2 separate regions of the Homo sapiens genome follow, and region 2 is linked to region 1. Evidence: chromatin loops called from intact Hi-C (ENCODE). Cell type or tissue: chondrocyte. All regions are shown on one strand.

The links. Hi-C counts contacts between places; a loop is a spot of excess contacts. Peaks named below come from ENCODE experiments on the same cell type or tissue, not always from the same donor. Only the 100,000 strongest peaks of a DNase experiment are listed, where the experiment ranks them.
Region 2: a loop joins it to region 1, with 4 times the contacts of the local background. A loop is called at or near these places in 4 of 110 quality-filtered maps.

What each region holds. Positions count from the first base shown.
Region 1 is chr11:11,035,953-11,038,452 of GRCh38, reverse strand. No RefSeq gene overlaps it. Among named protein-coding and RNA genes, the nearest start is that of LINC02752, 78 kb to the left of the region's middle. RefSeq lists enhancers at 609-1,109, 1,110-1,610. In chondrocyte, a CTCF peak has its summit at 1,428 (motif pointing left); no DNase peak of the experiment used is centred here.
Region 2 is chr11:12,281,005-12,283,504 of GRCh38, reverse strand. It overlaps a transcript of MICAL2 not described here. Among named protein-coding and RNA genes, the nearest start is that of PARVA, 95 kb to the left of the region's middle. In chondrocyte, a CTCF peak has its summit at 1,478 (motif pointing right); no DNase peak of the experiment used is centred here.

The DNA.
Region 1 (2,500 bases):
GATTTACTCCTTCTCTCAGAGCTGCTTATACCAGAGCTCTCTGTTCCTATCACAGCCTGTACCTCCCATGAAAACCCTGTCACAGTTTCTGATCTGAGAGGAGCCTGTTTGCCTGAAGGAAGAAAAATTCTCTGTTTCTTTCTGCCAGGTTTTCTCGCTTGTCCAGGATGTGTCCCCCTGGCCTGGAAATGGGGGTGGAAGTGTAGGGGCTATTAGCTGACCCCAGCCTGGATCCTGCCCAGCAGTTTGTCTGCAGCTGGAGGGGCCATGTCCTTGGCCCCTACCCTCTGACAAGCTGATAGTGCCTGGGCTTAGTTATGAAGCATTCAACCCCATGAGGCCGGGAGACCGTAGGATAATTCTGGCCCTTTCCAATTCCTTGACCCAAAGCTTGCATTTTAGCTAAAATGTCTTGCAACTTGGTTTGGTGCAAATGGTGGCTGCATGGTATTGTGACAAGAGCTCTAAGCTGGGAGCCAGAGACCTGGGTCTGGGTTCAAACTCTACCACTCACCAGCTATGTGACCTGGGTCTGGGCCTCAGTTTCCTCATCTGCCACAAGAGGGCTGACATATAGACTCTCCAAAGGCTCTTAACGTTGCAGTATTATCTAGTAGTGTGGGTTGTGAGCATGGCTAAGGAGCCAGAGTGCCTGGGTTCACCCCAGCTGTGGCATTTACCAGCTGAGTGACCTGAGGCAAGTTACTTAGGTTATTTAAACCTTACTTCCCTCATCTGTCCATGGGGATAATACTAGTACTTACCTCCTAGGATTCTTATGAGGATTAAAGAAGCACAAAAGTGCTTACAGTGGTGCCAGGCACATAGTAAATGTGCAATAGCTGTGGTAGTGTTCTTGTTTTTATCACTAAGTACCAAGCTGAGTCTAGCCTTAGCTATCAGGGATGGGGCTTCCTGTAGAAGCAGCTGTACTGGCAGCATTGTGTCTTCCTTCATCCTGACAGAGTCTGTGAAGTCAGTTACTACAACAGGAAAACCAGTGACCTCAGAACCAAAGTTCACTTGAAGCCCCCTCCAGCCCCAGCCTCAGCCCAGCCCAGCCCTGGACCTAGCCCAGGCCTGAGGCTTCCCAACCAGGCCCAGCCCCAAACTCCCTCCCTCCCAAGCTCAGGCAGACCCCTGGGCCTGACGGGTGGGTTAGCACACTTGGGCCCCCAAGTCCCGAATCACCAGGCGATTAAACTTGCCTTTTATTGTGGTCCTGAGGATTATAAACAAGCAGGCCTGACATACGGGTCATTCCTGAGACTCCTGCTTCATTGGCTTTAAGGCCCCCTTGGCGGTAAAGAATTTCAAAGCTGCTAACACCATAGTATATTAAAGTGGAATAAATTCCTCTGAATGGTCCTCAGGTGAGAACCAGTGCTGAGCAAATACCTCCTGGTTTCCTCTTGTAGAACCCAAGACTGACCCCTGGTGGTCTGTAAGACCTGCTGAAGCCCAGACTTCACCATGGTCATCCTTGAGAACCTTCTGTGTCTGAATCTGGTGTTCTCTCTTTCTCTCTCTCTCTCTCTCTCTCTTTCTCTCTCTCTCATCTATTAGAACTCTCTCTTTCTTTGTTCTATCAAAGAAAAGACAGAAGTCATTTCCTGAGTCCCTTGGGGGTGGGAATGGCATTGGAGGGAAAGCTTCAAAGCCAGTGCTCAAAGTAGAGTGGCAGAATATACCGTCCTGCCCTCACCCTCTGCACAGACATCAGAGTCCCACTTCTGGCACATAGCCAGGCAACCATCACTGGGCTCATGCTGCACACCCTGCTTTAAGGCCAGGACCAAAGAGCTTGGTCCCAGGCTGTGTCTACACAACCTATGCCTTCAGGGCCAGTGTCTAGACAACCTGCATCTCAATAATCCAATCTGCATACCATGCTTTTGTAACTCCTGTATGTGAAGTTCATATCTCTACAATCCAATTTCTGTACACTGTATGTCTCTTTAACATTTGTCTCTACAATGTATCTGTACACTCCATGTCTGTACAACTCCCCTGTACATAATCCTGTCCTGGGAAGCACATATCCACACAACACACTCATGCTGTCACATGGGTTTCTGCACACAACATGTCAGGGCAGAGAATGGATGACCAACCAGGAGGAGTTTTGCTTGTGGCTCATTTTGAAAAGAACGCCTTCCTCCTCAATTCATACTCCAGGATGGTGACCGCAAAAGCCATCTGGATTGTTCCTCCAGAAATGGCTCATTTATCTCAGGACTTCATAAAGAAAAGAAAAAGTTAAATGAGAAGAGCTAAAAACCTTACTGAGAAATGGCATGAAAAAGAGATTCTCTGTTATGTTTTTGAGGTAATCAAATTCACTATATTTTACTTGTAAAATAAACTTTGAAAAAAAACCTATCTCCAGCTATGCTTCTCTTTTAAAGTAGTTCACACTGTCCGTTTCTACTAATTGAGTTAATTAGCACAGTATCAGTGATGTCATCATCACAAAGGTTAAGGTTAAGGTTAAGAAGGT
Region 2 (2,500 bases), 1.2 Mb before region 1:
TTTTTAAAGTCTGAATAACATTTTGCTGTATGGATATACTGCGTTTTGTTTATCCATTTGTCTGTTGAACATTTGATTTGTTTCCCCCTTTTGGCTAATGTGAATAATGCTTCTATGAGCATGGCTGGACCAACGTAGAGTCTTTTTTTTTTTTTTTTTTTAAACTCCACACTGCAACCAGGAGTCTTTTCAAAGCAATATCCTGGTCTTGTCTGGCATTCCCTTGGTCTACCTTGGAGGCATTTATCCAGGTGAGAATTGTGGTTAATGAAGCTCCATAAAACCCACACAAAGGGTCAACCCTGCATTATTTGGTAAAGTGATGGGGTTACCATAACCAGCAGCACAAAGCACAGCACTTAGACCTGTGCCAGAGAGCTTAACTGTACAATGTGGTCCACCTAGCAATGATAAAACAATGACTGATGAAGACTAACTCGACAAAGAATTGTTTGAGAGTCACGCATTCTACCCACTTACCTACTCTGTATTTTATTCTGGCGTTAAACTGGACTGTCAGAAACAAAATGCTTTGGCTTCACTACCCAACCCAACTAGTCTCCCAACACAACCCCATCCCGCTAAGAAAACTGCTATCACTGAGTCATGTTTTTTTGTCATGCCCTCACCTTCCAGCAAGGGTTGCTGTAAGAAACAGCCTCGAGAATACTAAGGCTGCATTTTCTGAGGAACTGTTAAGACATGATCGAACACATTTCTCAATATCATCTATTTGGTATGAGCCAGAAACTACAGAGTTAAGCATTAGGAGAAGTTGTGCCTACTCAGAGACCTGCTGCAAACCAATATATGTTTTCCTCATAAACAATGAGAGTAACGATGTTCTGTGTTTCCTTTTAAATGCTGGAAGCTAGAAAACTCAGAATCAAACTTATGATTCAATTAGAGCAACTGTTTAGGATTATGGTCTGCCTCTCTGGGGTCTATCCCTCCTAAACTGGTTTTGTTAGACCTGATTTTGAGGCTTGATCTTTCATATTTATAAATGTACAATTTTGTTTTATGTTTTTCTTGTAAGTTGCCTAAAACCGTCTGGCAATTGGAGGGGAAATGGAGGGAAGGGATGAAAGGCAGGCCAACTTCATATCTGGAAATGGGGAGCTGGAGCCCAGGGGGATGGAAGGGTACACCAAGGCCACGCAGTAACCAGAGGTGGGGCTGGACCCAGCTGGGCACAGGAGAGTACTCAGTTCAGTGCCAGTGCTGAGCCTTTCTGCACAGCCCCACAAATGGTACTTAACAAATGTGTTTGGATGATAATCTGTCCTTTTTAAAAAGTGTCACTTTTTTAAAAAATGAGGGTAAAATTCAACATTTCTAGAGTAAATTCAACAATTCCAGGATTTAAAAATATCTATATGAGTTCTTTCCGCCCCAGCCCTCGTCTTCCTGGGAAACCATCACTCCTGAAAACATTTCACGGACCAGGTGGCAATTCTGCTCATGACCACCAGGTGGCGATGCAGGACAAGTTGAGCTCCAGCTCTCCCAGGGCAACTAAGGCTGTGGGGCCATTGGGCAGCAAGTTTCCGTCAGGTTAGACTGTTTCTTCCCAGGCTCGTCCAGAAGTTACCCATAAATCAGACGATTTGGTCCCAAATTGTTGACTGAATCAAAACACTCAGTTCCAGGTCAACTTTGTATTAAACACAAGCTGGGCTGCTAAAGACAGCTACCTCTTAGTAAGCCAGAGCTTGGGCAGTGGTGGCTGGAGGGTGGCACCAGCACTGGCTGAGACTTCGGGAGACCACTCAGCCTGTTTGCTCACCTGTGAAACAGGCTTCGCACTAGTTACCCCACAGGGTCATCCTGGGATGACCACACGTATGGGAAAAGTCCTGGCCCATTACAGGTATGCAGTAAAAGTGTATTAATTGTTGTGTAGAAGTTTGGGTGCATCCCACAAGCCCCAAACACTGGTAATGGCCCCGGTGCTGTGCAGGTGGTCCCAGGGAGATGATGCCATCCAGGGCTGCATGTTGTCCAACAGCAGCTGGACCCAGCTCCCTTCCCTCAGGGGCTATGGGATGCTGGAGGGGCCCCTAAGGAGGTGCCCATACAGGAGGCAGGAGAGCGATCACTCCAGGCAAGAGAGACCTGCGGGCCCCTGATCCCTGCCAGCCTGTGACCAACCACAGCCAGCCAGTCCCCGTGATGTCTTCCCCACTGGGATTCCAAAGCTTCTCATGGAGAGGGAAGCCAGGCCTGGTTCAAGTCCCTTCACTGCCACTTGCGTCCCACTCCCCAAAGGTCCTAGCCCCACCGCCTTGAAGCCTGAGGGCGAGGCTTCCTGTCACCTGGTCCTCCAAGAGGGAAATTCAGCTGTGGGGGTCTCTGTTCCCTCCCCACTTCCCAGAATCAAGCCTGGTGGGCTCTCTGCTTACCGTGCACAGCTCTGGGCTCCTCAGGGCACTGTGGAGAGACTGCCCTGCTCAGGGCCTCCCCTAGGGACGTGTGCGGTAGATGCGGGGATCCTGGC